2 separate regions of the Mus musculus genome follow, and region 1 is linked to region 2. A link is a contact called in ENCODE POLR2A ChIA-PET data. All regions are on one chromosome and are shown on one strand. Each heading gives the region's core, a stretch centred on a gene start or an enhancer-like site at or near the end of the contact. The rest is flanking DNA. Distances are from core to core; before and after follow the strand shown.

The links. ChIA-PET counts read pairs that join two places held with the same protein, here RNA polymerase II (POLR2A).
Region 1: POLR2A ChIA-PET joins it to region 2 with 17 read pairs in Patski. The contact joins the promoter of Pdlim7 here to the promoter of Lman2 in region 2. POLR2A ChIA-PET finds 5 or more read pairs at or near these places in 2 of 5 experiments (Patski and embryonic stem cell).

What each region holds. Positions count from the first base shown.
Region 1 is chr13:55,510,207-55,514,946 of GRCm38, reverse strand. It overlaps Pdlim7 (PDZ and LIM domain 7), which reads left to right and starts at 1,501. Exons shown (of 13, transcript NM_001114088.2): 1 at 1,501-1,580; 2 at 2,529-2,635. The coding sequence starts at 2,540.
Region 2 is chr13:55,360,724-55,365,272 of GRCm38, reverse strand. Lman2 (lectin, mannose-binding 2) reads left to right here and starts at 2,490. Exons shown (of 8, transcript NM_025828.3): 1 at 2,490-2,885; 2 at 3,034-3,152. The coding sequence starts at 2,684.

The sequences.
Region 1 (4,740 bases), core at 252-2,751, 150 kb before region 2:
TTAGATGAGGAAGCTGCTGGGCTTGGTATGATCTCAGCCCTCCGGAGGGAAGAGCTGGAAGATCTGGGAACCCATGCAAGTTCAAGCCAGTCTACCCAAGGAGACCTTATTTTATGCGTATGGGCGTTTTCCCTGCATGCATATGTGCGCTATGTGTGCACCAGATGCCTAGAGAGGTCAGAAGAAGGCGCTGTATCTGGGGGGGTGGGGGTGGGAAGAAGAAGATAGAAATGAAGGAATGGAAAAAGAAAAAACCCCTGATCAACCTGGTGTAGACCAGCATTCCTGTCAGAACAGGATGAAACCTGAAGGCTGCAGCTGACTTAATTGAGGTCATAGAAGACCTGGAGAAAGAGTCAATAGTATAGGGGACGAGGGACAAAGAGGGAAACGTGATGGAGACAGAAGCATAGCAGATAGCTAAAGAGGGTGGTTTTGTTTTTTTGGTTTTTTTTTTTCTTCAGTTTTTCGAGACACGGTTTCTCTGTGTAGCCTTGGCTGTCCTGGAACTCACTACATAGATCAGTCAGTCTGGCCTTGAACTCAGAGACCCACCTGAAGAGGATTTCTTCAAGGATGACAACTCCCATAAGAATTTATGTACTTGGGACAATGATGGGGAAGAGGGGGTGTGATGATGGGGGGGCTGGGCAAGGGGAGGCTGTGCACCTCTCTACTGACTCAAACATTCAGGAGAGCTCAGCTTTTCCTTCTGCCCACCCTTGGCTAAGACCGAGGCTAAAGCAGGGGCTCTGAGAACACTCCGTGGCAGCCCCTTCCATCCCAACCGCATTGGAAGAACTGTGTACTCTGGACTGGGGTTAAATGGGAAACAATCCATTCCAATAGTGGTTCTGGGGGCTCTGGGTGGAAGTCCCATGGCTGTGGACTCTACTTACACCGTCAGACAACAAGTGGCGCTAAGCCCGCCCCCGTTGGCTCTTACTATGTATGTATTTACTTGTTTGTTATATCCTGCAAGCCTTTGGTTGGGTTTGGTGTTGAGGACTGAAACAAGGGCCTCCAGAGAGCTTAGCTACTGAGCTCCACCACTAAGCTACATCCCGAACACCAGGAAGCCTAACTTGAAACTACCCTATCTCGCTTCTCCAGTTCCTAGAGAATCTGAAATCTGATGATGCTGACAATATTGACCTCTAACAGTATCCCTAACAGAAAAGTGTTACCATGCCATTTTCCTCTACAAGAGAATACGGTGAGAGATCAATCAACTCTGGGGTTTCAAACGGATGCTTTCCTCCACTCCGCCAGTGGGAGGCGCAAGGGGCTTGGGCGAGAGCCTGAAGCGGGGCACAGGCTGGGCAGCGACCCGACTGGCGAGGGTAAGTGCCCGATCTCACCTTCCCTCTCCTGGAGACTCAGGGTTTTTTGACTGGGTGGGGCCTCCCACCGACCCCGGGATGTCCACTCGTTTGGCCTGGGGAGGGCGTGGCCTAGGGCTCCGCCCCCTTCCGCGGGCTCAAAAGGCGCGGCGTCCGCGGAGGCGGGGTCAGAGCGCAGCGGCGGATCCCATCGCTGCTCCCGGAGGCTGCCAGGCAGCGGCCCAGGCGGGCACTCAGGTACCGGCGTCCGCGAGGGGGTTCCTGGCCTGCACCCTACGGGGTCCTATGGCCCGCTGAGGCGCTGGGGAGGGCGTGGGTGGTCGTGAAGAGTGCCAGATTCCCTCGGCTGGCTTCGGCCGCAGCCTCCGCCCCCGCCTTCCTGCGGCGAAGTGGGGCTGATTGGCGCCTGCGCCACTGTGTGCGGTGGGGACGCGGCCAAGCGCGGGGCTGGGGCGGGAGACGAAGGGAAACAGAGTCATGTTGGCAAGGGAGCATCGTGCGTGGGTGGCACCACTTTCTCTGGCTTCCAGAAAGGATCCCCTCTCTGGCCGTGCGTAAGGGACACGGCCCCCGTCGCTCTCTACAGGACCAGTACCCCGTTTTTCTTTTCCCCTTTCAGAGACCAGGGGTCCCGCCCTGACCACCAGCAGCCTCGACCTGTCCCAAAATGGCTAGGACCCGCTCCAGCGTCCTCCTTCTCCACCCCTCCCCCTCATATCCCGAGCCCCTAACGTGCTCCCTCCTCGGGCTCTCTACAGTGTCAGCTTACACGCCTTATATAGTCCGAGCAGGCTCCGGCGGCGGCCTGCCTGCCGGGACCCGGGGAAGGAGGGGGAGCTGGCCCCTGACTCACCCCGCCACCCTCCTGAGATTCCAGGTTAGCTTGGGCAAAGCAGTGCCAATTAGCCCCACAGCCAACCCCTGGAAGAGAAAAGCACCTGAGCTCGGAGAGGCCTCTCCAGGCCCTCCCGGTGGCAGGGGGCAGGGTGGGGAACCACCTTGTCTGTTGTCTGTGAGAGGTCGGCCTGCCAGGAGCCCAGCCAAGCCAGCTGAGATACCTGCCTCCCAGTGCCTGTGTGTGTTGAGCGTCCGCCCGTGCCTTCTTGGTGCCTGGCCAACGCTAGTGCCCAGATCTGGACCTGCCTGCCAATTTGCATTGCAGACACTTTCTCTTCTTCCTCACAGGAGCAGGCACGATGGATTCCTTCAAGGTGGTGCTGGAAGGGCCAGCCCCTTGGGGCTTCCGTCTGCAAGGGGGCAAGGACTTCAATGTGCCCCTCTCTATCTCTCGGGTGAGCCTAGGTGGGGGAACAAACTCCCCAAGGGTTCTTGGGTGCTCAGGTTTCCAGAGGATCATGGGAGGAAACAGCAGGAGCAAGCCAGGACCAATAAGGCAGGAGTATCCAGGTCCAAATGGACACTTAACTACCAGGACTCCCAACTAGGTGGAGAGTAGAGAGGCACTCCCAACTTCCCTACTTTGACATGGTATTTGATGCTCTCCCACCAAGCCATCTGTGAGTGACAAGGGGGAGCCTGTTCCTTCGGTATTGGAGGCTGATGTCTCCAAGAAGTATCTTACTTAGCTAGGAGAGCAGCCTGTGGAGCCAGGTCCCCAGCAGGATGTAACTTTAATTCCAGTTATTCAAGGAATAGCAGTTGTCATCCTGTTTCCCCAAGTGACAGAGCTTGGTGGGCTGGAGGAGCCCATTCAGTAAGTCCACTGCAGAGCAAGGGTTTGAACTGAGGCACAAAAACGGCTTGTACTCTCTGTACGGTCAAGGCCAACGGGGAACTCTTCCCGCCCTGTGTGAGGACTGAGTCCCAGTCAGCTGGCTCTAGTCAGGCTGTGTGGCCTTTGACCCCAAGCCTAGGTGTAGTGAGGCTGGCCTGTAGAATTCCTGTTCCCATTCCTCAGTCCACCCTGGTGAGGAGGGTGGAGCTGGGAACTGACTCCTCCCTGAGGCAGGGGGATTACCTTATAAGCCCAAGAATGCGGGCCCCAGTTGGGATGGCCAGCAGTGGCTAGTCAACAGAGCCCAAGAGGGCTGGCCTAAGTCTAGGCCCCTTACCTGGCCCTCAGTCATTGGTGTCAGTAGGACTCAAAGCAAACTTTGTGCCCAGCCTTCCAGCTTGGTATCTCTGACTGGCCTAGGGGGTCAAAAAGGGGGCAGGGACTTCCTTCCCTGATATCCGCCTGCCTAGAGAGGCCCACCCAGCCACTGTGTAGGCAGGCAGCTGCTGGCAGGAAGCCCAGGGCAAGCCCAGCCCAAAGGGGCCTGAGAATTTCCAGGCACTGCCCAGCCTGAGTAGGGTATCAAGGCTGGTTCTCTCTGTGGGAGCCAGACATGGTGGACAGGGCAGGCAGGCATGCATGCTGTGTTCTTCCCAGAATCCTTCTCTGGAATTGCTTTGGAATCTGCTCCAACCAGCAGGATGACTAAGGGCTATCTAGACCCTTCCCCCACGCGTACATCCTACGGGTTTCTTCCTCCCCTCTGGGAAAGTGCTGGCCAGTGTAGTGTAGGTCTTAAGTTTTCTTCATTGGTAAGGAAGGCCCTGCAGATGTTGCCTTTTGGGGGCACTCTGCTGGCCCCTGCTGGCCCCTGGCCTCCTTTGTCAGCAGCTTTAACCTGTGGGTGGGGCCACCCGCTGAGTCCTGCCCTGGAGTGAGTTAGGCCCTGATGGGTGGGGTGGTCTTTTCTAAATTGGGCCAGCCCGCTATCCCTCCCCTGACCCCAGAGTGGAGGGAGGAAGGAGGGGCTAGGGCTGGCTGTGGGCCCAGGCCTGGAAGATGAGGTAATGTCTGGGATTTGGGGGTTGGGCTGCTCAGTGGAGCTCCCAGGCTGACTCACCCACACCCATAACACTGTCCAGTCCCCTGGCTTTTCCCCTCCTTAATCTCACTAGCCTCTCTTTCCCTGTGGTGCTCTGACCACCAGCTTAGCCCTCACATTTTGAGTACCCCACGAGAGAAGTGGTCCCTCATGTCTCCACCCCTTTTCAGGGAGCCAGTGGCTCCTCCTCCCAGGACCCCCCACCTTGGTCTTGCCCCACACCTCTCAGGAAGCAGCCTGTATAGGAAGGAGTGGCTAACCCAGGTCTCCATGTGCTGACTCACCATGCCTGTGACTAGGTCATTTCCCTTTTACAGTGTCACTTCCCCGTCCCCATTATTAGGGGCTCTTTGGAGTGAAACAAAGGTGAGAGGGGACATACAGACCCCAAACAGCCACGGAATGAGGGGGCATCTTGCCTTGAGCTGCCAGTCCTTCTGCCTAGCCTGCCTGAGTGTTAGCATCACACGTATACCATGCCTGGCACCCCAGAGTCTTGTTTTGCTTCCCCTGATTTTATCTAATTAATTAATTTTACTAGTTTTTTGAGGCAGGGTCTC
Region 2 (4,549 bases), core at 1,241-3,740:
CCTATCCACCACGCTTCCCAATTCCACAGTGTTGCTTGTTTGATTGAGACGGAGTCTCCCACAGCCCTCGGGTAGTCTCAAGATCCTTATGTACCCGAGGATGACTGCATTCCTGACCCTCCTGCTTCTGCTTCCCAAGGATTGCAGGAATACGCTACGATGCTCAGATACCACAAACTCCTCGTCTGTTCCATTGTGCTTCTTTTTCAGTTCACACCCTAGCTCTGCTGCCTCTGCAGACAAACCCTGGATGAACTCCTCCTTCTTCTCCACCACCCAATGACAGGTTCTAGAACAAATATACTTTCACCAGCTAATTAGTTCCCAGGTGTGCTTCTCTACATTGTTGGGACTCAGCTGGGACTGTACCTGACAAGCTCAGCCCTCAAGTGAAGTTTAGTGCAATGCGTGTACGGGTGCAGGGAAATCTCTGAAGAGGGTGCTCGTTAGGAGACAAGAAGCAGGGAGGCCTTTGTTGTACAGGTATGTTCTCTTTCTATATATTTATGTGCACACACATGCACACAATATATATCTATAAACATAACCCTCATATCAACAGGATCTAGATCTGTGGTTTCAACTAATCATAGATGAGAGATATTCAGAAAAAAATGTTTCTTGTCTTTTTTTTTTTTTAATTATATGTGAGTACATTGTAGCTGTCTTCAGACACTCCAGAAGAGGGTGTCAGATCTTGTTACGGATGGTTGTGAGCCACCATGTGGTTGCTGGGATTTGAACTCAGAACCTTCAGAAGAGCAGTCAGTGCTCTTAACCACCGAGCCATCTCACCAGCCCTGTTTCTTGTCTTAAATAGGGTTACTATTGCTGTAACCAAAAACAACTTTGAGAGGATTGGGTTTATTTGGGTTACAGTTCTACATCACTGGCTGTTCATCACTAAAGAAAGTCAGGACAGGAACTCAAACAGGACAGGAACTTGGAGGAGGCAGGAGCTGATACAGAGACTGTTGAAGGGTGCTGTTTACTGGTTTGCTCAGCTTGTTTTTTAATAGAACCCAGGACTACCAGCCCAGAGATTGCACAACCCACCATGGAGTGGACCTTACTGCAGCATCAATCACTAATTAAGGAAATGTCCTATAGCCAGATCTTTTTTTAAAGATTTATTTATTTAATTTATATGAGGACACTAACACTGTCTTTAGACACACCAGAAGAGGGCATCAGATCTCATTACAGATGGTTGTGAGCCACCATGTGGTTGCTGGGAATTGAACTCAGGATCTCTGGAAGAGCAGTTAGTGCGCTTAACCATTGAGCCATCTCTCCAGCCCTATAGCCAGATCTTATGGAGGCATTTTCTCAACTCAAATGTTCCTTCCTTTCTAGCTTGTGAAACGTTGACATAAAACTAGCCAGCACACTTCTGCTGGGCGGTGATAGTGCACACCTTTAATCCCAACACTTGGGAGGCAGAGGCAGGCAGATTTCTGAGTTTGAGGCCAGCCTGGTCTGTCGAGTGAGTTCCAGGATAGACAGGGCTATACAGAGAAACCCTGTCTCAAAAAACCAAAATCAAAACCAAAACAAAACTAGCCAGCACACTTTTTACTGAACACAAACTTTTTTGGGGTTTCCTATCAACATCACTATTACATACAATTTGTTAAGTGTTACATGTAATCTAGAGATGATTTAAAGTATATTGGAAGGCATGCATAAATAGCACATGTCTTTAATTCCAGTGCTTAGAAAGGAGAGGCGAGTAGATCTTTGTGAGTTCAAGGCCAGCCTGGTGCAGTAAGTACGCCTAATCCTTGGGCCATCTCTGCAGCCCCTGAAATCAGGATTTCTAAGGTAAATTTAAGCTCCTTTTTTTTTTTTAAAAAAAAATAAAAATAGTACTGGCAACTAAACTTTTTCCTAAGTAGATTAATAGGTACAATAGAATGGTATCTGGGCTAGAGACCACAGTGTTCAACTATCCGGAGCCAGTTGTCCTGGGTCCTTCCACACACACTTGGTGTGTCAACAAGAACTGATACTTTTTGGAGTCAGATGTCTTCCGGCGTTCCCTGAGGTTCCAGGTCAGAATCTGATCTGCTCCTCCTGCTTCTATCTGACTGCTGGAGTCATTGCGGGGTAGAGGAGGTCCTCAAATAACTGGCCTCTTTTAAGTCTCCAGAGGCGTGGTACTAGCTTGAGGTGGCCTAAAGGATTTGCCCCACCCACCGAGTCACTCCAGTGAGGCTTTCCCACTGTACTGGAAAGGTCACTTCAAAGTCACCATCTTTTCAGAAGCTTAGGACTGAGCAGGGTGCTCGGCTTGCACAAGCAGACCGCGAAACTACAAGTTCCAGCATGCTCCGCTTCGACGACGCTGCTCGCTTTCCCCCGTCCCAGGAGAGACCTCTGCATTTCGTTGGCCTGCAAGCCTAACGTGCTGCTCCATGATTGGTTGGATCCCCTTGTCGCTCATGAGAACCCTCGGCCGTGGCCGGCTGTCAGGCGACCAGGAACCTCCAAAGTTATGGAGCCGCGCTCTACTGGGATAGGAGGCTGGCCAGCCAATAAGGCTGCCATCCCGCTGGCGGCGAGGCTTTCCTTCTTAACTCTCCTGTGATCCTAGTTTGGAGGGCTTCCGGCCGGAGACCATTAGAAAAGACACCCGGAAGGCGGAAGTCTTAGGGCGGAAGTGGCCGAGAGAACAAGGAGAATGGCGGCCGAGGCCTGGCTTTGGCGCTGGGGCTGGGGCTGGGGTCAGCGGTGCCCAGGGAGGCCTGGGCTTCCTGGCCCCGGCCCGAGCCCCACGACATTTCTACATTTGCTTCTGTTGCTGGGGCCGGTGGCTGCGGATATCACCGACGGCAACAGCGAACACCTCAAGCGGGAGCACTCGCTCATCAAGCCCTACCAAGGTGAGGGAGGCCTGTAGCTGAGGGTGAGGACGCGGGCCGAAGTGGGATGGAGGAGGGCATGGCCCGTTCTGTCGAGCAGAGCAGCGCAGCGCAGTAGATTTCTGGCGCGGCCCTCTGAGCACCTGTCCACGTCCGTCTCTGCCCACAGGGGTCGGTTCCAGTTCCATGCCGCTCTGGGACTTCCAAGGCAGCACGATGCTGACGAGCCAGTACGTGCGCCTGACCCCGGACGAGCGCAGCAAAGAGGGCTCGATCTGGAACCACCAGGTGAGGCTCTCCCAAGAGGCTGAACATGACCGTTCACTGACACAGTAGTCCCTGCCTCGTCAGCAACCAAGCTTAGTAGATACACGTGCTCCTTTTTTTTCTTGTCCTGCCGATTTTTCTGTCCTGGTCGCACAGATCGTTCAGAGCGACTTGTATAGTTACTGTATGTCAGAAAGTGTGCGTGACTCTTAAAACACTTTCACCTCTTTCTTCAGAAATCACACAAGGTAAGTAATGATGTCTGCTTTTTTGATGGCTTACGAAGCAAGAAGCCAAGGTGCAGAGTTGAACATCCCTGAAGTCATAGAACAAGAAATGAGTGGAGTTGTCAGACTAAATCGAACCCACTTAATCGAGGGAAGGGCGAAACTTTATCCTTACGGCCTATTTTACTGTGTGTAGGGTACTGACCTTGCCAAACCTTACCAGATTTAGTTCTCAAACAAGGTGTTTGGAATGAATAGATTTCGTGACTTTATGCTGAGGTAGTATATAGCCACCGAATAGAATAAACAGTATTTCAACTGATCTTTCTGATCTCCACTCTTATCAATTCCCTTGATACACCCGATGCCTCCTGGTTAGCAATGGGAGAACCCCCCTTCAAGATATTTAACAGTCCTAGTTACCTTTCTCTGTGCTAGGTTGAGAGTCTTGTTAGCTATATCTACACTGAACTTACTGGCTGTGGCCTTTGCCTTTAGAGAGCAGGGAGCCAGAGATGTTATTGCCTTGGTGTGGTAACAGTGTTGTGCAATGTCTACACCAAGGAGTGTAGGTTGTCCAAGGGGAGAAAAGAAGTGATTTAGGGATAGGCCATGGCTTGAAAAGAAACCTGCTTCTCTCTAGCCTGCTTGGTCTAACCCTCCCTTCTCCCTCTACTGTCAGCAGTGGCCTAGTTTTCTCCATCACTGTATTCTCTTGGCCCTTCTGGTTGATTTTGCCATTAGTTCTGGGAGACTACACTGTCCTTGTGTTGCCTCACTTGGCTCGTCCCCGCAGCACCTCCTCTCTCCCTGCCTCCTGCCTCCACAGTGCTGCTAGGGGCGTCTGTGGTTACCCTCTTCCTTCAGCTTTGGCTCTGTCCCTTAGAGCCTGAGCTCTCTCATGAATGGAAAACTACATTCTCTCAGCACAGCGTGTCCCTCCATGACTGACATCTCCAGTCATTCTGTCAGTTTGTTCCAGCCTGTCTGCCTGGTTGCCTTCTTCCCTCAGGGGCTTTGGTCTTGCTCACTCTGTCTGGGACAGTGCCTCCTGGTTCTTCGTGACTGCTCCTTGGTTACTTCTCATCTGTTACGTCTGCGTTCAAATGCCACGCACACCAAGTGCTCGATTAAACCTCATGTCCCCAAGTCGCAGTCTGTCACATCATTCTGGCTAGGCTTTTCAGATAC